3 separate regions of the Homo sapiens genome follow, and all the other regions are linked to region 2. The links are chromatin loops, found by intact Hi-C in ENCODE. Cell type or tissue: heart right ventricle. All regions are shown on one strand.

Region 1 (8,000 bases), 520 kb after region 2:
GGACTTCTGCCGCCATTAGGCTGGGTCTTCCTCCCAGGCAATCAGGAGAGAGAGGGGATTGCCTAGCCCTGTTTTGAAAACACTGCAGCATCTGTGGGAGAGAGAAAACGTAGGCCTGGCCAGACATCATGCCATGGATCTGGCAGGATCCACGAATGTGTGTTTGTACTGTGTGCTGCACCTAGAGACCTCACGTCACTGTGGAAGTATGACACGATGGTGGGATAACAGAAGACCCACCAGGCAGGGTCTACAGGACAAGCACAGCGTGTCGGGGGGAAGCCTGTCCCTCTAGTGCACATAGACCAGTACTTGCTAAGGTGATTTTTTTTTTAAAGGAAAGCCTGTGTGAAAGACAGCTATCTAATTGCCCACGAGAGCTCTGCTTATTACTGCAGTACATTTTTATCTTCTCGGTTCGTATTTTAGTATGTTGCTCTTTTTAGTCACGTCCCAATTTCTCGTAGCCCTCGTTTTTTGCGAAGACCTTAGTAATAAAGTGTTGTCTTTTGTTGATGTCAGAATTTATTTTGCATGTCTAAGCTCTTGAATCTACATGAGAACATCTTGTTTTGCTAGATTTCTACATTTTGGTTTTCCATTTCAAACCATATTTCATCTTAAACTCAATATTTTGCAACTTTACTGCTCATTTCAACAAATTTGTTTTATATAACCTAATAATCATACACATTGAATCATGAATTCATACACAGAAAAATGTACTATAGTAAATTAAAGTTGGAAAAAAATGATTTATGATTCTTAACAGAAATTAACATGAAAGTACTAAAATCTAGAAAGTAGCAAAAAATTTTATATTGTGCTGTTTTAAGATACTTTCATCAAACACAGAAACAAAGCAAAGGCATTATCTTTTGGAAACTTTATTCTGCCCATCAACATGTAAACATGTAAAACTTTTATCTTAGAATTTGAAATATTTCAAAATTATATACGTTTTATCAGAAACTGTTAACAACTACAAACTTTCTACTTCAGACTTTGGTGGAATTTGTCTCCACTTGTAATCCGATTTGCATCTTTAATGATGGTCTCACCATGACCCCAGTTGGAATCTCTTGAACATCAGATTTTTCTGGAAATAGGATATTTTATCCTTAGAAATAGTTTATGACCTCTCATCTCCAGTGATCTTTCCTAAAGCTGTACTTCTCAGTAAAGTCTTTTTTCTACGTTAAAGTACAGAGGGGTTTTGTGTGTCTGTTTTGTTTTAAAACTCAGGAGGACCTGGCAAACTTTAAGTGGTCAGAGATAATTTGGGACACATGGATCCCAAGATAAACAATTTCTACTACTATAAAGATTCTAAAATAAGGTTTGGACGCTTCAAGAATATTTGTGACATTAGTTAATCAGTAGGTAGGTTTGAAAAATAAAAACAATGTGTATTAGATATTAGGTTCACCAATTTTCATAAGGAAAGAATTCTTAAATAAAATGAAATATTTAAGTATGGATTAGAGTTTCCTTTACAGAAGCAATTATTAGGGGTATCAAGAAAAATGAGTAATGCTAATGGCCTTAAATGTCCTATGTATTTTGTGTTATATAAAAACTTTCCTATTTGAAGATTTCAAACATGATGTTGAATCCATATCTTGAGCTATTTAGGGAAAACCCCTTTTATCCCAGGTGCTTGAAGAAATCACAAACAATTTAAAAGAGATATTGGTAAACTGTTTTTTCCTTATTAGTGGGCTGGAAATTATGTATGATTTAAAAAATCAGTACTGAACTCAGAAATATATAATTTCCTACATCACTTTTGAAATTGATCATAGGGAAATCAGAACGATGCTTTTTCATGTCAACAAATTTTAACAAGTAATAATACAATTTTCTTTAAGATGAAAGTTTTATTGAAATATGATATCGATCACAAGTGAACGAAATATCAGCCATCTGGGCTCTATCCTTTTTAGGAAAGTCTGGAAGTAGCCGATTGTGTGGTAAGACGTAAAAGGAGGAAACTCTTCAAGGTTCATCCCTGCAGGGATAGATACTTTGTGAAGAAGTATAATTGTTAAGTGTTTAAAATATTAAGATAGCTCTCAGTATTCACTTTTAAACTTAGTGTGCCCATTTTCTAATTAAAGATATTGGAATATGAGGTTTGGATATTAAAATTGTGCTTATTAATGTTTAGGCAAGAAGGAGGTTAAGAGTGGCACAATTAAGTCATCTCAAATAGGACAAAACTATTCACACAATTTACACGGCATATATAACATGACAATGGGGAACAGTGAAAGCTGAGAAAATATTCATGACAGAGAAAGTATTTTTGTGTGTGTGCAGTTAATGCTGAATTTGCTAAACCAGACTTCTAGTTCAGCATGTGCGTTTTTTTTTTTTTGTGAAAACCAATCTTATCTTCTCTATTACACATTGAGACTATAGAGTTTATGATTTTTATGAATTGCTGATATATGAAAAAATATAGGAGAATCTTTATATTTGTTTTGATTGGAGGCTTTTGTTCCATTAAAAATTTTTCAGAAAGCACACAAGAGGCTTGCACATACTCAACATACATACTATTAGGCATTCTAATATCCCAGAAGTTTGCTCAAGGATTTCTGAATTTTTGTTTGGAATTTTGGAATAATGAGCTCCTTCATCCACTATCCTCCTCTTCTCTGCCTTGAAGCCCAATCCTGCACCCTTTAAGAAAGAAGGCTTCTGGTGTGCATATTTTAGATAGAAAGAGAGAAGAAATATAAAGGAAAAGACAAGCATGAAGGTTAACTGTGGATGAAAGGTTTGTGTATTTTTGAGCTATTCCTGCTTTATCTTTACAAACAAAAAGGTTGTATGCCCCAAACACTCAAACAAAACACCACCAGTTCATTCCTTCCCCCAGAAAGAAGCCTTCCTGGCCAGCAGCACCCCATTTTTCTACTCAGTGATCTCTTCTAAGGAGTGGTGCCTGATGTATCTTCCTACTCTCCAATGTGTTTTTATTTTTAATCAAGTATTCAAAATAGTATTTTGCATGCTAAGATTTATCAGGACTTTCGTTAAGATGTTAGCAGCTGCTAACATAAACAATAATAGCATTTAGTGTAAAACTGGACTTGTTGAGAAAAGAGAAATACATTTCTGGGAACTGCTATTTTGAACTTTATCATTTTCACTGAAGAGTATATTTTGGTGTGAAGTTTTGGACTCGAGAGTGGTTTAAATTACTGAGAAGTGTAGGAAACCACTGCAGGGCTGCTTTACCCAGAGAGAATTATAACAGGGCTTGCATGTATTTTGAAAATAAAACCTTTTTCTATGGCATCCAGCTTAACTGTGAATTTATATTTACGAAATAATGTAGATAAATGCCTTGATAATTTGATTGAATACCATTTTTTAACTTTTAAAATTTAATTGATTGAAATAGTTTTATTTGCTAACATAGCAAAATGTTCTCCTTTTTTCCAGATCACTGACAATTTCTGCATTTTCTATGTTTTCTTGGTTTTGAATAATTCTAAAGGTTTTCATTGAAAGTAATGAATCAGGAATTGGAGGGCTAAATAAGATTCTCTTAGAAGATGTGGCAGTAATCCTAAAAGAATAAGGAGTCTCTTCAAGAATTGTCAAAGTTGTATTTTCTTAAGGCAGAATCCATACTTGTCAGGCTGTTGACAGACACTTGCTTTGTCTTGGCTTTTGTTTGATTTTTTACATAACTGCACTGGATTATTAAACTGAACATAAAATTGCACCTCAAAGCAATAGCACAGGATTTTCAGCCTTGATCAATTTCTACTATCCCCGGATGTGTGTGTGCACGCGTGTGTGTGTGCACCCATGTGTATGAGTGTGCTTCTTTTAAAGGAATAGGAGCTTTTATACAATGTGGTGCAAAACTTATAGTTTTAAATACTTAATTATTTTATCTGGAAACAGCAGCATGTGAGTGATTCTTTTTTAAGTTGCAGCTGCTGCATAGGTGTAGAGCTATTTGAGGAGTTTGATGCTTTACTTGAGCATATACTCCCTCTTCAGAGAAGTTAAGGTAGTGCAGAAGTTTCTGCATTTTGTAAAATTTCAGGGTTGAAAATAAAGATGCTTTATGATTTGGTGAGATGGATAGATTTCACTTCTGAAAGAATGTGCAAGTTGTATTTTGAAAGGAACATTTTAAGAATTCTACTTAAGTGGTTTAGTGACACCCACTCTTGTCTCTTGTCTGACTTTGTCATCTGAGGAATTAATCATAAATAAGCCACTAGGGATGAAACTTGATATATAAGTGCTTACTTCCAGAGTAATAAGAAGAGGAACTGTGTGTGTGTTAAATTTCACTAAATTTATTTTGATTATTCCGTAGAGCAGGAAATAGGAACATTTCGTAGTGAAGCTCTCTTCATAGCAAACTGTAAAGAAAATTTCTCAGTGTGTTGCCATATGTTGGCAGTGATTAAAGGGCATTTCCTTTGTGAAACATGGAGCCATATTAGAAAGACTTATATTTTCTCATAAAAATGACCTTTGCAAGTACATTTAATCATGAAAACTGGTGTCATTCGTCACATACACATACAAAAAGTGTCACTGTTACCATTAGGGATTTTAGGAAAATGCTACTTTGGAACAATTATTTTGATGGCATCTGAGAAAGAATACCTAAGTGTCTACAGGAGCCTCCTCCCTCCATGGCCCATATCATTCTAAATATGCCTCCTGAATTACGCTTATAATAATATTGTAATGTCTTTCATTCTACCGATTGGCACAGTATATCATTATATCATTAGCTGCTATGAGAAAGCAGTTTCAAGTAGGTGGCAGATTCTTAGCATTAATGTTTTCAAGTAACCCTGTTTGGAGAATTGGGTTGTTTCACAGGTGCTCAGGTACATTAACACAGTACAATAATATTTTCTGGCTTGCTTTTTATGAAACGAACTTGAAGTACAAAATAATTTAATAACAAGTGGAGTATAAAAACTGGAGCTCTAGCTTAAGAAAGTTTAATAACTCAAGACGTTAAAGGATAAGAAAAAAATTGTCTAAGGAGGCAGCAGTGTTTAGCTCATTTTGCGTTACTACTAAAGCTGAAATTTATTAGGAGAATGTTTATGGCCTGATTATTTAGACTTGTTGAGTTAGTTTAAATTTTTTAAACGATTTGGTCAAGTAGAAAAGCACAGTTCTGTATCTATTGTACTATTTGAAAGTATTGTTACATAAAATAAATTCGAAATTCTGCCATTTAATACTCAGGCATATGATTCAGGAGTGAAATTGCATTGCCAGAACCTTGGGGTCCCTCATGTATCTTAATATGAATTTTATTTTTAGAGGTGTATAAGACATTGGCACATATAATCTGTGGCTTAATTGATAACAGCAAAGAAAATGGAATTAAAAATATTTATTATTAACAGATACAGTTGGGATTACAAAATTCAAACTGCAGTCAGTAATTATTTTACAAATAAATGCTATTTCATTTTCCCTTTAGTAAATATATCAGTAACTTCACCCAATATTGATGTAAGTGAAACCCGACAGTAACAAGCTGGGAGTGCCCAGGTAGAAGGGGAAAAAAGCATGTTCATTTATTCATTCATTCCTTTCTCCGTTTATACTTATTCAAAGAGTATTTTTCATTGCAGCTAAAAACTAGACACACCATGTAACATGGAACATGTCTTTTTCTTCTATGTATTCTTATTTAAATCGTGGAGCTTTTCAACTGAGATTCTTCACGTTTAATGAAATTTGCAGTCTTGTGTCACTTGCGTCACAATTTGTAGGAATAACCTTAGCATTTTAAAGAGTATACCGTGTAGCCTTTTGAGAAAGTCATGCATTTGAAAAATAAAATAACCCACAAAGTGTAACACATGGACTTTTGTCCCTTAAGCTGATTGCCCTTACTCACTTGTCACCACCTTTACGAGAGTGAGGGATATGTTTTAGATACATTTTTTTTTGTCCTATAGAAACCAGACTCACTGCTTTACTTATGCGTATTACTCTGAAATATATTTCCAGTGAATGAATATAGTAGTAAAAGTGGTGTAGCAAGGTAGAAAAAACACTGCACTAGACATAAAAAGACCTTTCAAGTATAACGTCTGACAGCCTCTACTTACACACCCAGTGGCCTTGGTTAGGTCACAAACCTGCTTCTCTGTCTACAAAGCAGGTATAAAATAGTGCCTGCATAATAAGGTGGTGTCAATATACTGATAACAAACCTTTATCAAAGTACTTATTCCATGCCAGAGTACTTATTCCATGTTCTAAGTGGTACACTATTACATCATTTGCATCTATTGAATCATTTATTCCTATAAAAATCCTGTGAGATGGGTACTACTGTTTATTCAAGAGACTTAAAAATGAGACACAGAGAGGTGAAGAAACATGTCTGCGGTCACACATAGTAAGTGGCAGAGCTGGGAGTGAGACCTGGGCAGCCTGTCTCTAAAGTTTCTGTGTTCTTAACCATAGTGCTGTCTATGCTGCCTAGCGTTTCAGACACTCTGTAGACCAAAAAGCTCTCTACAGCAAGGTTGTCATTAAGTTAGCAAGTATTTGACTATCTACAATAAATTAATATTCAGAAATTTCATTTCACTGTAGAGTGATCATCAGTATCTCTGTATAGTCATGTCCTATAACTTTTGCCCAAGCAAATCAGTATGCCAGGCAGTCCAGGGGAGCATCTGTGTAAACAAAGACAGTATAATATAGTGGTTAGAGTATGAAATCTGATCAACTGGGTTTTTAGGGGGCTATGTCACTTCCTAGCTACACAGTTATTTGTAAAATAAGTACTCATTGGGGTTTGAATGCATTTATGTAATATCCTTGAATGTTACATACTATTGTTACACATAATAAAAAGCACTGTCATGCTATTATCAGTAACAAGGTAACTACCTTTCATTTGGCATTTGAGAAACAAATCTAACATGGCAGCCTACTTAGGAGTAGTTAGCAGTAGAATAGAAACTAAGACCAGGGTCTCAGCTATGTTCAAAAGAATTTTACCTAACAGAGGTCACTTGCTTTTTCTGAAATTATGTAATATTGCTTTTTTTTTTTTTTTTTTTTGAGATGGGGTCTTGCTCTGTCACCTAGGTTGGAGTACAGTGGTGCAATCATAGTTCACTGCAGTCTCAAACTCCCAGGCTCAAGCGGTCCTCCCACCTCAGGCTCCTGAGTAGCTGGGTACACAGGTTCACAACCACCACACCTGGCTAATTTTTTTCTTTTTTTTTGGTAGAGACAGGGTCTCCCTGTGTTTCCCAGGCTCTGCAAACCCATCTCTATCAAACCAAGACACGTAGTCAGCCCTTTTAATCATTAGACCTAGTGGTCTGCAAAGTTTGTGTTGGAAATACTTTATCTTCTCTCTTTTGAACTGGTACATCGGCTGTGATGCCCGGAGCTGCTTATACTGTGGTTCCCTTGGCCAATAATTTGTTTATGCCTAAATCAGCCTTGCCTCTAAGTGATAAGGAGATACGTGCTTTTTCTTTTGTTTTGTGTCAGTGGTATTCTCTAATAGGCCGGGAACGGGTCTGCCCAAGTGATGCACAGCCCCTTGGTGGGGCTGGCTATAGATCCCCCCGCAAAACTGAAGGTTAGGCCTAAGATATTAGCTTTGCCTGGCAAGATGAAGATGTGTGGACTAGGTAGACCTGTGTGGCAGTCTGTTTCTTTTATAAAGTAAACAGAGTTCAGTTTGTTTAGGACTGCTTAGGTAGATTTCTTACACTGAGCAGGAATATTTGTACAGATGTTTTAAGGTAAAGTCAAAGAATGGCTAGATTGTAGCCTTTGACGCATTATAATGTATCTTTTCTCAGTGCCCCTGTTGAATTCACAAAAGAAAAGGTATTTTTGATCATCGGCTATGAGAAACTTAAAACACTTTTTTTTATATATAAAGGCTGATTTAGTTAACTCTTCTTGCATTTAAAGAAAAAAACATCTGCTGAAAGTAGGGAGGGGGGAGG
Region 2 (8,000 bases):
TATTTTAATGTGGACGTTTCAACTGGTCTCATTTCCTTAACACTGAGAATAGGTATAACGATCAGAGGAATATCAGATGATATAGTGAGTGATTTCTGGCCTTGACTTCCACAGTTGCTGTCATGAGAAATAAGAAAAGGAAACCAATGTATTATCTAGGAGCATTTTTTGTCAAAGAATAACTGGCATTATTGGTGATATTTACTATTGAATAAAGTTATTTTAAAAATATTTCTGACTGAAAGAGTAAAAACATGAAAGAGATTCTTTCCAAGTACTTTGTAATTCCTTAAAAAGAAGTCACCCCACTTCATAATCATGGAAGTCCTATATCAACAATGCTTAGCTCCAGGAGTCACAACCCAGGTGAGGTCAATTTTCCATCCCAATACTAAATAAAGTAAGCAGGAAAATGAACATTTCACGTTAAGATCGAGAGTAGCTTCCCAAAGTAGAAATGAGTTACCAGCTTCAAGCACGTGGCAAATCACGGCAAAACCTTAGGATTGCATATCAAGATTAACCCTGAGTCTGGCTGTAGGCAATTTTATTCTGATATTCCTCCACCCTGCTGTCTCACTCCTGAAGTCAGTAGCTCACACATACACACACTTAGAGACACACAGTCACACACACGTGTGTGTATAGGTATGTTCATATAAATGTATATGTTTAGGTATACATACACGCTGTGGATATAAAAGTGTTACTTGCATTTAATTTAAATAATAATGCCCCTGGCATTCTTTCCTGGGGTTTGTTGACTGGCTAATAGCAAATAAGGGGCTTTGCATGATTAATTTCAGGATTTTATGAATCTCTAGGATATACTTTTCCCTGAGATTTTCACTACCATTATTAACAAAAATGTAAAGTTCAACATCTTCGAGTCCAAAGGGCACAGATTAGTTTTATAAGAAGTATAGTTTCAAATGGGTCCCTTCCAACCTCTTGATGACTCTTTCCAATGAAATGGCATAGATTCCCTCTCAGGAGATGAATCTATTTGTAATTATTGTTACTACATATTTTTCTTGAAGTGCTATGAATCAATCTAGTGAGCAAAGCCTTACATGTAAAAGTTTCCTCTTCTCCATTTTCTTCTCCAAGTTCCCAAAGCAAAGGAATGGCACATGAATGAAAAAAAAATATTTCATGCTGCAATTTTTTTTAAATTGCTATATGGGCAAAACAGGTGCCGAAATGTGAAACCCTTTGGAGGAATTTTCTCAGTAGAACAAATGAGTACTAACACTACCTTAAAATGAAGCTGGCTTTAATGTGGAATGTCATACAAATGCAGTGCCTATTGACAGATTATCCATAGATGACTGTCCCAAAAAGACCAAAAAAAAAAAAAAAAAAGTATACTGTCACTTTAAGAAAAAATAAACTAAAATATGAACTACCAAAAACCCTGCCATTTCCAGCCTGGGCTTGATTAATGATTTTTCTATCTAATAAAAGGTTCACAAACCATCTGTTTTTCTCCCTAATGCCTTGCCCAAAGGTTTTTCGTTCCTATTTCAGGCTCGGGGCCAACTGACATTCCACTCTTTTTTTTTTCCCAGCCTTGTAAACAAACCCTTCTCTCTTTTTAATCTTCCAGTGCTGTTTCCTACCCATCGTTATGCATATTCATTGCGAGTAAACATTTTTAGTGTCTACACTTAATCTCTTCCACTGGCAATTACTGTTCTATGCTGTTTTGTAATGCAGAAGGGCCAACGCTTTCCGTTCTAATAACAGCTGGGCCGCAGATGGGGCCTGCAGTCATTGTAGAAAATAAAAATTTACAAGATGCCAGTGGAATTTATTTCAGTTTTATGGAGTCACAGGAGGAACCTTTCTGTTATCCGCCTTCAGTGAAATCTGCAGGCACAAGGCAAGCTTTTGACATTTAATCAAAGGGGGGTTCAGGTAGGGTCTGGAACAACGCAAGGAAGAAAGCAGGTGGATCGTATTAGGCAGTGCCATGGTTAATTTATTTAGAAGTGATTGGCTTAGATGTGTGCAGCCAATATTTGACATCATGTATATATCTTGTTTAGCATCCTGCCTCTAAATTGTTACCACTGGAGAGACAGTGAGCTGTCACTGTGGACCGAACCAGGTGTTTGGTGGGGTTGCTACTTAGAGGTGCTGATGCAGATGGCACTGTACTCACCAAAGACGAAGCTTTTTGTGTGGTTTCTAAAAGTTGATTCATTTTTACTTCACTGCATCGTTCTCTGAACTACTGTAAGTGCCTCTTCAGCAGAACCCCAGAGCTTGCGGATGGGCTTTTGAATATGGGCTGCAACCTTTAATTTAACAATGTGGTTTAACTGGAAATTTTCTGTTATACGACTCGAGTACGTGAAAATGGATTTATTTGCGAAGCTTACATTTCCGATGTGCGCTGTTACGCTGATCCAGGGTGGGATTAGGACGGTGCCGTGACATACTGAGCCGCCCGAGCTTGGTGGTTAAGAGCTAACTACGACTCCCGAAATGAAAGATAAATGGTCACACACACACTATAAAACTGCAACCCAATTTAGATACGACGCCGTTTCTGGAAGGATTCACTGTGGTTCTTGAACCCATCCTGCTTGATCCTCCACTCTGTAATCCTTCCTTACCCCCACACCTTTCCCCCCAAGTGCGGAAAGGGAATGCAGGAAACCCACCCAAGGACATCCCATAATTAATTAAGTAAATGCACATGGCTTTCTAGACTGGATGAAACCTATGCCAAAGGTGCTTATGTTTTCACATTTGGGGCCCTCTTTTGCCACACACCTTCAGCCGGTTGCCTAGCAACCAGGAGAAACCCACTGAGCATGCTCACTGAGGAGCCTAATTGCTATCACAATTTACTTTTGTTGTTGTTTTTTTAAAGCCCATTAACCAAAACAGGATGCTTTCCTTTTTGAAGGACAAGTAAGGTCTGCATGAATTTCAAAGGCAAGAGAGTATATTTCGATACCAAAACAATTCAATGCAATCCCAGGTATGCAGGCGGGTACAGATAACAAACATAAAAATTGGAGCAGATTGACATTAAATAACGTATAAATTCCCATTTATTCAGATTTTTATAGACTCATTTCTTTTATTCTCTTTATCTTTTCTGATTGTGGCTTTCTTTTTTCTCTAAGAAAGTCATTAAGAGGGAAAAGTGGAATTTAATGTCATATGATCAAGTACATTAAGAAACTTTATTAAAGAATTTACATTGATAGATAGCATTTTTTCTTCCATCCTTCCTTACCTTCCTTTCTTTCTTCCTTTTTTTTTCTTTTTGAAAAATTTCCTGGTGGTTCCAAGTCTGTGGCTACGATTTAACTCAATCTTTTCACAAAGGGCAAGAAATAATTTTGTGTATCTCAGAGAGAAAGGCAGTTTTTCCCTAACTTCAAGAAAAAACACATTTTATGTTAGGTTAATCTGATCTATTCATTTGTTGAAATCTTATTACAGTTGCATGATTTTTTCCAATTTCTAGGTTGGTATATAAAATAAAATATGCTTGGAACACCATCTATTTAACTACTTTCATTACTAAACAGAATGCCCTTTCACAGGAAATGTTATGCATGGTTCAAAACTACATCACGGCGTTTCCCTATTTCTTTTCAAATTTTCTAACTCATTTGGGAAAATTAACTCTTGTTCTTTTTAACTCTACATATTTTATATAAACTACCTTACATTGCGTGAATCTAGGAATTCTAATATGGGCACTGGCTTTTTAACTAATTCCATGACCCGTCTCCTGTCCAGCTAGTCCTATGGAACCAAACGTGATGCACTTATTGGTATCAAATGGCTTTCATGGTGGGAAAGACTGGTAGGATAAAGCTCTCCCACCCTCCTTTGGGAACTTGACAGGTATCAGCAAGGAATGAAGATGAAATAAGCTCCCGAGATGAGGTAGGGGCAGTGTTCTTATCTAAGCCTTAGATACAGAACAAGCCTCACCTCCTGCTCCAGCCTCCCCTTCTCTCCCAATCCCTCCCAACTTTTTATTTTCCTTCAGTGGCCAAGGCATTCCGGGAAGAAAATGTTGCGCTGGTTGTGCTACTGGTGTCAGTGTCAGAAGAGCACAGAGCTAACTCACAATGCACTGGTACTGTTTCCCTGAGGACAAATTGGTGTGGTGTGTGTGTGTGTGTGTGTGTGTGTGTGTTTTCCCAAACAATAGTTCTTGTGTATGTGTGAGCCAGTAGTTTTGCCATTCCCTCAGAGACAGCCAGCAGAGGGAGCAAATTTAGCACACAGCAGTATTCCCTAATGTCCTAGCATTGGTAAGAATTCTGGAGGACATACTATATACGAAATTAATAAAATCAAATGATTTCATTTCATTTCATTATGATTAACCCTGTTATGCACAGAAGCAGGTCGAGCAATGCGGGGTAATGAAGAACTAAACGAGGCTAATTGGCTCAGTCAGGATACCTCAGCTTGGTGGTTGTGAATACGATGATATAGCTGGTAAAATGGCACTTGTTTCCTTTTTCCTTCCAAAAAAACTACTAACAAAAAATTTTTAAAAAACACATACACATATACACACAATATGTGTGTGTTTTTAATTCCATGGCTGGAAATACTTATGTTCCATTTATATAGTTTCACATATGTTCTTTAATATGTGAATACATATATATATATATATATATATATATATATATATTCTTTAGGGAAATCTTTCTTCAATTTCATTCATGTTGACAACTCTTTTTCCTCTCTTTCCTCTCTCTGTCCTCTGTTTCATTGGTCTCTCTCTCACACACACACACACAAACACACACACACACACACACACACACACACGACTCTGCAACAGTTTTAGTCCTCAATGCTTTGGAGCTACTCTAATGTTTTGAGAGGAAAGTAATTTTTCAATTTCTGTTTTACCCCAAACCTAACAGGTGACTGGCCTAAAGGGACTTTGTTCCCCATCCCCTGCTTAATGCTGCTGGCTCACCATAGCTCTAGTGATTCAGAATTTAAATCGAATGCGAACATTTGCGAGTAATGCAGGGAGTGATGAGAGCTTTTATGGACAGCAAGAATTGAAGTAATTGTTTGGTCTTTTTTTCTCTCTCTCTGTCAAAGTAGGATCAGAATTGATTGTTTCCTCTCACCTGTGGTCATTTTCCTATTTTAGAGCATTGATGATATCTGGACCCATGTCGTTTTCAAGTTTTCTAAACCTTAATCTCTAGAAATCCTGTAGAGTGTGTCAAATTAGAACTCCATTCCAGCAAATACATCTTCACATTTCCGTGCTGTTAATTCAAGGCATTCATTAGAATGTAAGGCTCTTAACCATTTTCACTTAACGATATGGATTTTCTCCTCACCCCCTGCATCTGTGCTTTTCCCTGTTCCTTCCTTCCCGCCCCAATCTCCTGATACATTTCAAGTACTTATACTCTACACCCTCCCCAAAATTCTGTTGTCTTCAACTTGTAAAAATCTCCATAACACACCTATCCCCTCTTTAGACAAAACCTGACATTTTGGCTTGTGATGGCAGCAAAAGTGGTACACTAAATTCACATGTAAAAATCCAAAGTTTAAGAAAAAAAAGTGCCTAGATTCTAACACATAATATGCTCTTCTCTTAGTTATAAAAGGAAACTTTTTCCTTCTCTTTTCAGGTTCGAAGCAAAATGGCACAAATACAGCGGATAACAGTAAGTGATCAGATTTCCATATAGACTGCGTGCAGGCAAATTAGCAATCAGAAGTTCCTAACACAGTGGCTGTGTTTGAAGACTCAAAGAATTGCAAAGCAATTTTCCTTCCCAAAGTGCATTTGAGTCATTCCTACAACTGTACAGAACCCTTATTCATAGAAATCTTTAAAACTCCAAAAAATTGACAAATTGTTTTCTTTTTATTAGAAAAGGGGAAACTGTATGCATGCCTACTAGCTTATTACAATTGAAATTTCTTTAGGATACAGAGTGTGTGCAATAAATGATCGCACAGTCATCAAAAACCACACATAGAAGAATCTCCTACTGTCTTGATAGACAACACAGATTTTACAAAGATTTGGGTAAAAACTGTACATATTTTCCTCCTACAAAAACAAACATCTATATGCAAATTTCATTAAAATAAACAGAGGAGTGCTTAAACTGGGAAAGATGGAGTCAGATGTTTTTTATTATGGGTTTGAATGCTATGGAATTGGTAACTACATTTTTTTATTTTTTCAGTAGAAAAAAATCACAAGATATTTTAATAATGCATACCTAACGTTTATTTTCTTATTAGTAATTGTTATAAAAACAGACCGTTTTGCCAGCCTATCTGACTGCACCTGTTACTAGATATTTCCAAGAGACTCACTCACACACCAATTTTGCCTGCGTGCACTGGGTGTATTTCCCGTTGTTTTGATTATACAGTCAGGGCACAGGCAGCTTGCATTCAAAAAAGAAGGCACATTTTATTCAAAGAGAGAAAGTGATGTCCTTGGAACTTCAACCTTAATGAAACACTTTTTAAAAGGACACACTGTTTGGAATGAGAAGAGATCCAAAGAGAGAAGGATGGGTGCGTGATAGAAACGAAAGGAAAATGGATTCGATTAGCAAAGCAAGACTACAGTATCCCAAGAGACTTCTAAAAAATCTGTATGAAGTCATTACAAGCACACAGTATAATCTTGCGGCGTAGATGCATGCTTCAGAGTGCAAAGAAAGTTTGCCCTCAAGATTGAGTTTCTGAGGAATTAATTCTAAATATTCCCTCCAGTCTTAGGAGTTTTCAGTCCCAAATTGCTTAAATGATGATTAGCTGAAGTTCCTCTGACTAATTTCGGCAGAAGTAACATTTCTAGCTGGTTGATTTGGGCATCAAAACGAACCAGTGTCTCCGGACATCTGTACTATAGAGACACCCTTATGCTAAAACCCGACTCCAGCACTACCCTTACAAAAATAGCACATTTCCGTTCATGCAGAACGGTGATTAGACTTTCCCAACACAACTCATACTTTTTAAAAGGCGCGTCAGAATTTTAAAGTGCATTAAATAAAGGGCATTGGCACATTAATGCAGCTCTCTTTGAGGCAAGATGCCGCATAATTTCCGCTGAACCGTCGCACAAACCTTCAATAAAGAAAGTTCGCAAAGAAAAAAATATATACCCATGCCACATCCGATGCATAGAACAGTGTCCTTGGGAATTCAATAACACTCTATGTCTATAAAACTAAGCCTTTAAGATGCTTTGTTTTACATACTTAAGGAGGAGCGAACGTCCCCAGGGCACTGTTGTTTTGTTACCTTATTTTAAATATTCTGTTTTTCTGCAGCTGTCTGCCTACATGGTAGGACTACACAGGGTATTCTGCTGGGTGATTTTTTTTTAGAGAGGTGCTACTTTCTTCTACATCTAAACATGCATTTATAAGAAACAAATGGCTTTCTGTATTGAGGGCTTTCAAAGTGACCACGGTGTTGTAAACACGCTGGAAGAGTTGCAGCAACAGTGTGACAGGTGGATTAGCTCTCGCTTAGTTTAGCCTCTTGCCTGCTCATCTTGGGCAGCTGTGCAGACGTACCTGATGCCACAAAAGATAAAGACTATGTGCGTAGAGAGTACCAGCATTATGTTGAGCACTCAGTTTGCGGTTCTATGTCATGGTCTTCAAGCCTGTTAAAAGTGACACTGAAAATACAAAATGGGGTGGCACGTAAGACCCAACCCCAAATTAGGCAGTTTTTCAAGACTGGAGGAGACGTCTCTGAATGGCTGCAAAATCATCGATAGCAGCTGGAGAGACTCGTTCAGGGGATTTTACTCCACGGTCGAGCATATTTCAAAGTTTAAATTCTTAACAAAAAGAAACTGGGACCATAGGAAAAAATCTTTTTTAGGAGGAAAAATAGTGACAACCAAACATCTCAAGAGTTTTTATAGTCTCTTTGGGTTAGAAAGAAATGTCTGCTTCAGTTTGCCATCGTTTTTCTATTTACTGAGCCTA
Region 3 (8,000 bases), 700 kb before region 2:
TCTATAAACCCCCGATGGTGGGTCCCTGGGTACTGAGCAACATCTTTGTGTACCAATGTGACAGCTGAGGTCAATTAGAGTGCTGGTTAGCCATCCTCAAATCTAAACACTCTGAAAAGGTGTCCTTGATAAAGTGCCCCAAGCTCAAGGGTCTCTTTTCCTGGTTGGCCTGGGTCAGAAAGAATTGCAAAGCAAGGCCACTTAGCCAAAATCTCCATTCTACCCACTCAGGTTCTCTTAGGTCATCCCCCATGCCATGCCCTGCCCCCAGGTTGGGGCTATGGCTTTATTTGATTCTGGGCATTGTGAACAGTTCTTGCTGGGACTGTCTTCCTGTGTCCATGGAACATGCAGTATTGAAATCAGCACTGCTCAAAGCGTGACCCACCAATCAGTGGCATCACTTGGGAGTTGGTTAAATATGCAAATTCTTGGGCCTCATCCCACACCTATTGAATCAGAAACTCTAAGGGTGGGACCAGCAATCTGTGCTTTAAGGAGCCCTCCAGGTGATGCTAATACACTCTAAAGTTTAGGAGCCCCTGGCATATGGGATGATTTCAGGGAGTACGAGGTCTCCCTCCACCTGTTACACACCAGAGCTTCTCCACAGTTTCAAGCTTTGGGTCTTGCAATATGCAAATGCCTAGGAGCACTTTAAGCTGGCATCAGCTATTTATATCTTAATATGAACAGTTTTGTATTTTGCTGGCTTTACTAGAAAAACTGACCTAAAATGCTGATTTTCTTGGGAGGATTCTCTCCAGCTTTTGGTGGAAAATGGTGCCACCAGGAGGAAGCAAGGTACAGAGGAAAAAGTTCCTTTGGGTTACAGTTTTCCTTAGAGCCAGCTTTATGTCTTGTCGTTGGAGCCAATTTGCAGACGAATGTCAGGAGGCTAAAAACTTCTGGGCAAATAGAAAAAATATTGAAGGATCCAACATATTAATCAAGGAGGAGTCTGCTTAGAGTTGAGAAAGTGTAGATTAGTCAGTGTATCCCCAAAATGTTAAGGAAGAAAAGAAGCTAATTTGGGAAATTGAGTGGGACACATCTAAAAGGGAATTTTGTTGCCCAGAAATAATTTACTAGGGGTTCTTTAAAGGCCGTTTTTTTTTTTTTTTTTTTTGAGATGGGGTCTCGCTCTGTCACCCAGGCTGGAGTGCAGTGGTATGATCTTGGCTCACTGCAAGCTCCGCCTCCTGGGTTCAAGTAATTCTCCTGCCTCAGCCTCCCGAGTAGCTGGGATTACAGGTGCATAGCCCAGCTAATGTTTGTGTTTTTAGTAGAAACGGGGTTACACCATGTTGTCCAGGCTGGTCTCGAACTGCTGACCTCAGGTGATCCACCAGCCTCAGCCTCTCAAAGTGCTGGGATTACAGGCATGAGCCAAGGCTCCTGGCCTCTCCAAAGGCTTTCTTTATCTCTACCATAGAAAGAAAAAAGAAAAAGGTTACAATCAGATTTTGCCCACTACCACTATAGCTTGCATCGTTTGTGGAGATAGAGGGGAATTTATATTTTCCTTGTGGTGGAGCTGAGCAATTGTCTTAGAAGCAGCTGGCTTTCCTGGTGGATTGAACATGGGAGCCAGAGACAGGGAGTCTGGCTTTCTTAATCCTTTCTCCACCATCAGTTCAGCCAAGCCCCGCACAAGTCTCTTAACTTCTCTGTGATTGTTTCTTCCCTGTAAAACAGGAATAAAAACGTTCACCTGCCCCTCAGGGGGGACTCTGGGGGACTGACTGGTAGATGACAGGACTGCCCTTTATATTTTCAATGTGCCACATAAAAGCTGTTTTGCTTGTTGGGGCAGTCTTTGTTTGGTTTCTCACAGAGCAACCTTTAATGGCGCTTGAGAAAATCAATTCCATTTGTAAACTCTATCAAGTAATCACATGGAACTTGAAGCTTTAACTTCTGAAACTGAAGTTGCACAATAGGAAATTGCCAAATGTGGATATTATAGGAATTTTAACATGCTGAATGTGGCCTTGCGTTGGATAATAATGGTATTGAGGAATGTGCAGCTGTTTGTACTGGAGTGAGTAGTCCCAGTCCTTGGAGAGCAGGGAATGGCAGGAACTGCCTCTAACTATTGTAATCTACAAGATTATCCCATTAATCATATTTGTCTCTGGGAGTACCTTAGTTCTAACTCTAAGTGTTGTTTTTCCCTTGATGCATCACATGCAAGAAAGCTTCTAATTGAAAACATTACAGGGACAAATTTCAAAATGTTTCCAAATACAAGACGAGTTTTAACTGCCAATAAAATAAAAGTAAACTGCACACATCAAAACCAGGTCTGATTAGATTTTTTTGGCTTTTCTGTTTCTTTGCATTTTTTTAAACCTACAAACTGTTATCATATATTATGATCTGGATCACCGCAGTTTTTTCCTTAGATATTTCTCAGGCCTGCATTCATCACCAGACAAAATGGCTAAGAGTTCCAGGACTGTGGGCTAGCCGGGGAGTGACCCACCTCTTCTCTCCTTTCCACCCAGAACGAAACAAGATCTAGGAGCTGCAGGGTAGTCTGAGGACAAAAATAAAGAGCACATTTAAAAAATGAGACTCAGATGCGTAAGTTTGAGATGATAGATTTTTATTAATGACATAATATCGGAAGACATTAGTCCAGTTGCAGCGTGTTTCAAGGCCCAGGCAGCTTCCTCTTCAGCAGCTGGTGTGACTTTTCATGCTGTTTCTGGAGCTTTCTCCTACTGAGAAGCTGTACAAATTTTAGGGTATGTGTGTTTCATCTCAACAGCTACTTAAGAATATGGTACTATATTGATCCCAGGATTTAAAAATATGCTCTGTGCTTTTGCATGTATCTCTGTAATGAATATATGAGCTGTATATGTTCTTACACACACGTACCATTCATGCAGTTGTTTTTAATATACATCAGAGCTAAAGACCAAATGCTGACAGCGCTGGAAATGAATAATACGTTTATTAACTTACACATAAACCTCAAACAAAGGAGATGACTTTTTGTTTATCTAACAAGCTCTGAATTGATTACAGACCCAAAGTGGCAGTTAATATGTAAAAACACATTTGTAATTGGTAAGAGTATTTGGTTTCTTGGGTCATGTATTTCAACTAAGTGGTCCAGTAAAACTGGTACTTTCAAATTTGAACTATATTAGATGAAAGTATAGAGGGAAATATAATATACTGTTTTTGGAACTGAACTATAAAACCAGAAGTAGGAGTAGTTGTTTCATGAGTTGATAATTCTTAAGTCTCTCTGTTTCTTGAGTCAGGGTCTTGCTCTGTCACCCTTGATGGAGTGCTGTGGCATGATCATAGTTCACTGCAGCCTCAAACTCCTGTGCTCAAGGGATCCTCCCGCCTCAGCCTCCCAAGTAGCTGAGACTACAGGTGCGTGCCACCATGCCCAGCTAAGTTTTGTAATTTTTTTGTAGAGACAAGGTCTCACTGTTTTCCTCAGACTGGTCTCCAACTCCTGGCCTCAAGTGATCCTCCTGCCTCGGCCTTTCAAAGTGTTGGGATTATAGGCGTGAGCCACTGTGCCCAGCCTAAAGTTTCTTCCTTTAAAATGGATCACTACAGTGGGCCAAAGCCAGAGAGAACTGTGTGCAAGTCCAGATTGTCTCTTACTGGTGGTGTGATCTGTGGCAGTTCACTTCAAGGCCTCAATGCTGCTGGCTTTTCATTTTGGTAGATGGCAAGAGCCACCCATGCCTTATAGAGTGTAAAGTGCTGTGTGAAGTGTTTCAAGGACTCCACCCCAAGTCCTGAAACAAGGAGCAGAGGCAGCCAAGGTCCTGGTACTATGCATGAGGTGTGAGGCACATTTGTCCCCTCCACCTCCTTGTGCTGTGGTCTAAAATAGAACGGCAACATCTGCAGCCCCGTGTCAGGGGTGTGGGACAGTCTGGTGAGGGCCACCAGGGGGCTGACTGGCTGCAAGGGGCACAGGCAGCCACATGGCGGCCAGCAGGGGAACTGGGCCTGATCTGTGGGTGTTCCCAACGGGGTCAAATTGCCTGGTGTCAAGTTACCCTGCTTCTCTAATCCACGGGTAGCGGGTAGCGGATAGTCAAGGGTTAGAAATAAGCACTGTGTGCAGTCTCTGGTTTTAGCCTGTAAGATTCCACTGCTTAGCTTTTAGGAGGGGAAGGAAAAGCAATTGAACAGTGAAGGGATAGGGGAATGTCCGCAGGCCCCCTTCCCATGGCAAAATTTCCTCTTGGTGGTACTGTCCCCTGCCAACTCTTTTCTGCCCAAATATCATGCAAGGGGGAGGGGCTATGCAAGAGATGAACAGAAACTCCGTTTATTGTTTTCAATCTCAGCTTAGCAACCATCTCCTTCTGAGAGACTTCCCTGAGTCCTTTAGTCTCCGCCACCCTTAGGACTTACTGTAATTGTCTGCTCACTCGTCTCTACCCCAGACTAGATTGTAAGCTCCAGGAGGGCAAGGATTGTTCCTTTCTTGCTGAATCCTAGGACCCTGTACTCAACACGGACAAATGATCCCAGACATTGGAGTCCAAGGTGGCTGGAATGCGGTATAAACACGTAGGGAAAGGCCTTCCCAGCTTTGTCCTCCCGGTCCCTCGAGTTGAGGCAGTTTCACTAGATTTTCCCTCTGAGCCCAGGTCTGGGGGGTCTCAGGAGCTGGGGCTCCCAGGCTGGTCCTGTTGGTCCCTGTGTCCCCGGGTGCACCACAAAGCCTTTTCTCCCTGGGATTCTGCCCGGGGCATTATGTGGAGTGGGTCCGTACTCTTACCCATCTCACAAAACCTTGCAGTCTAGGGGGAATCTATGAAACCTCTCTCCCTCCAAGCTTCTCTTCCCTGGGAGGAGCCAGCGGGATTGAGAGCCTTGGAAATAATCTACTGTTTTCTGAGAAGGTTGTTGGGTGGCTACAGCAGCAGCATGAGAAGAGGGTATAGCAGTAGAAAGCAGCAAGTGTGAGGCTGCAAGCATTTACAGGAAAGGCAATTGGTCCTGGTGATCGGGAATTGAGAGTTTTGTGTTAGTTCCTCCCAGAGCACAGAGCCTTAATGACGAAGACATCCCCAGCAGCCGGCTGAGTGACTGCAGGGGGAGGACGAGCCATGCATGCTGGGAGGAATGGTGTGAGATGAGCCACTCCTTTATGCTGAGAGAAATCGGGACTCACAATTCAACCCATAAATACTGTAGATAATTTTATGTAGAAAATCCTGTAATTCATTGTCTATGATCAATTTCACTGCTAAGTACAATTTAGCTAGGGACATATCCTTATTGTGTAATATAATTAAAGTCCAATTTCAGAAGTGTAACTGGTTATTTTGTGGAGAGGAAATGCTAAGAACTGGGCAATAGCCAATAATCATAGCTACCATTGGTTAACTTCTTTTTTTTTTTTTTTTTTTTTTTGAGAAGGAATCTCGCTCTGTCACCCAGGCTACAGTGCAGTGGTGCAATCTTGGCTCACTGCAACCTCTGCCTCCCGGGTTCAAGCGATTCTCCTGCCTCAGCCTCTGGAGTAGCTGGGATTACAGGTACGTACCATCATGCCCGGCTAATTTTTGTATATTTAGTAGAGACGGGGTTTCACCGTGTTGGCCAGGCTGGTCTCAAACTCCTGACCTCATAATTTGCCTCCCAAAGTGCTGGGATTACAGGTGTGAACCACTGTGCCCGGCCGGTTAACTTTCTGTGTGCCATGCCCTATTCTAAGTGCCTCGTGCATATTAACTGAAAAAATCCTCATCATAAGTGTATGAGGCAGGAACATTTATTACCCTCATTCCACAGTTGATCAAACCAGGGACATTTGCCTAAAGTCACGCAGCTGAAATGGCAGAGATGGGATGTGGACATGAGGGCCCATGCCCTGAGCTCCCTCTCACAGGAGAACCCTGTGGACCTGACAGCCCTTCCTGGGATGCTCAAAGAAGAGGGCAAGGGTCTGCCCTCTTTCTACTAATCAGGCCAGCAGTCAGGAGGGCGGGAGAGTGATTACCAAGGCTGGCATGCCATCACCTCATTTTCACAATGGTACTGGAGTTGTCTTTCAGTTTACCTTGGAGCATTTGAGCATCTTCCCTCTTTCTCCAGTTTCTATTTTTGTTACCAGAATTTACTCAAGGTGCATTATGAATAATTGATGGATGATTAGAAAATCCAAATTCCAGCCTTTTAGCATCATCTTAATTTTTTTTTTTAAATTGCAACAGTGACATATAAGCAGAAAGAATACCAGTTTTTCTTTCCTGCTGCCAAAAAGCTTCCTATTAACCTCCTGTTTTTCATCTGAGTGATTTTTTTAGAGGCCTCAATGATTTCAAATTTTCTGTAGTCCTCTCCTGTATGATTTGTGTGGCTGTGCTCATAGTTTTTAGAATTTCTTCTCTCTCTTAAACTTAAAGATAACTGCCTCCTTGGGTTAGGCAATGATCCTAGCTCAGCAATGTATAATAGAATGATAATCAACTCTCCAAAAGCTTTTATTGCAGGCTAGGGAGAAGATGCCTGTGAGTCAGGAAATGTGATTGACTCCTAGGCTGGGCTCTGCCACTGATCCCCTGGGGCAGCACTTCCTCTTTCTGGTCCTCAGTTTCCTCACCTAGTAAGTAAGGCGTTGGACTATTTGATAACTCAAGTTCCACAGCTCTAAGCAGGTTTTATGAAATTGCAGGGCCGTGTTGAACTGCCTGAAGCTCTTTTGTTGAAAGAGAACTGAGGTTCTCTTTTTCTTCCCTTTACCAGTCTCTGAACTTTATCTTCTTCTCCGTTTCTTTGATCTGTGTGTCTGAACTGAGACGGCTTATCCAGCATGTCTTCTCTGCTCATCACCAGTAAAATTCCCCATGTTTTTTCCCGATTCTCTGATCAGGTAATACGTTTCTCCCTGCCATTTCCTGTAGTCTATTCCTAATGTCTTCAGATTCCATAGAACATTCTGGAAACATTAACTGTCAAAATAGTTAACAATAATGATAGTTCCTTTGTATACTCTTCTGAGTGCTTTCACATACATTTTCTAGAATCTCTGTCACCAACTAACACAGAACTTTGTTCTTAGTACACGCTAGGTAAATATTCAGTAAAAATGAAATATGTAAAAGGAACCTTCTGATTTTACACATGAAGAAGCTAAGGCAGAAAAGTGAGCTAACTTACTCAAAGCTACAGTGAATTGGTGGTGAAGAGCTGTTCTCAGGTTAGCGCTCATTCCACTAATCCAGACGCCCTTTTGAATCCCAGATGCTGGCATCCAGTTTTCTTGTCTTACGTTTTGGCTTTGGCAAACAGAGTCACCTGCCCCTGCTTGCATTTAGAGGAAGACTCATCATTTCATGCTGCTCTGCTCTTCTCTAGCGGGTGAGGTATGACTCTGACTAGATGGGTACAGAAAGCATGGTGTGGCACCAGCATGCTGCCTGGCACAATGTCCTTGCTTGATAAAAAATGATGGGGCAGAATAGATGAATGATTGACAAATCCACAGACCTGGAATTGAGTCTAGTTACCAGCCAGGAGAACATCTGTAGAATTCCTAGTTTAAATCATTTCACTCCATTGTGCCTCGGATCCACAAACATTCTAGACTGTTCATATGTTTTCAAATACCTGCCATTTTCCAGAACTGTCTTATAGGCTGCCTTAAAGAAGTGGCATTAAACCAACACACATCTAGCAAACTCCACTTATGTTGGAGGACATGAATCTTGATGTCTCTGTTACTGTTCTGCAAGATTGGGCTGATAGGGTCAAGAACACAGCATAGGTAATGAAATTCTTCAACCATCTGCAAATCCTTACATATTTACAGCTTTCAGCTTCTTTTTTTCCTCTAAAATGTTTTCTCACAACTGCCGACGAGAAGCAACACTGATCAATGTGGTTTTCAATTTCTTTCTTTTCCTCCTTCCTGCCATGCTGAGAAGGAGTCTAGTAGTCAAATACCGAATACAGAGGCTGCAGGTGGGAGAAGGACAGAAACAAAGAGACACCCATAC

What was found. A loop is a pair of places that touch in the nucleus more often than their neighbours do. Peaks named below come from ENCODE experiments on the same cell type or tissue, not always from the same donor. Only the 100,000 strongest peaks of a DNase experiment are listed, where the experiment ranks them.
Region 1: a loop joins it to region 2, with 2.5 times the contacts of the local background. A loop is called at or near these places in 12 of 110 quality-filtered maps.
Region 3: it touches region 2 in a loop (2.9-fold over the local background); 20 of 110 quality-filtered maps call a loop at or near these places.

The regions. Positions count from the first base shown.
Region 1 is chr18:55,339,676-55,347,675 of GRCh38, reverse strand. All of the region lies in intron 8 of TCF4 (transcription factor 4), which reads left to right. Among named protein-coding and RNA genes, the nearest start is that of TCF4-AS1, 110 kb to the left of the region's middle. In heart right ventricle, a CTCF peak has its summit at 4,032; no DNase peak of the experiment used is centred here; H3K4me3 peaks cover 138 bases; H3K27ac peaks cover 5,352 bases.
Region 2 is chr18:55,857,701-55,865,700 of GRCh38, reverse strand. LOC107985183 (a long non-coding RNA gene) reads left to right here and starts at 4,812. Exons shown (of 3, transcript XR_001753452.2): 1 at 4,812-5,071; 2 at 5,658-5,693. It overlaps LOC105372131 (a long non-coding RNA gene), which reads right to left and starts at 2,715. Exons shown (of 3, transcript XR_002958213.2): 1 at 2,388-2,715; 2 at 1-117. RefSeq lists an enhancer at 7,114-7,613. In heart right ventricle, a CTCF peak has its summit at 4,256 (motif pointing right); a DNase peak (open chromatin) is centred at 1,740; H3K4me3 peaks cover 913 bases; H3K27ac peaks cover 3,056 bases.
Region 3 is chr18:56,559,757-56,567,756 of GRCh38, reverse strand. No RefSeq gene overlaps it. Among named protein-coding and RNA genes, the nearest start is that of TXNL1, 75 kb to the left of the region's middle. RefSeq lists an enhancer at 3,924-4,425. In heart right ventricle, a CTCF peak has its summit at 3,945 (motif pointing right); no DNase peak of the experiment used is centred here; H3K27ac peaks cover 1,400 bases.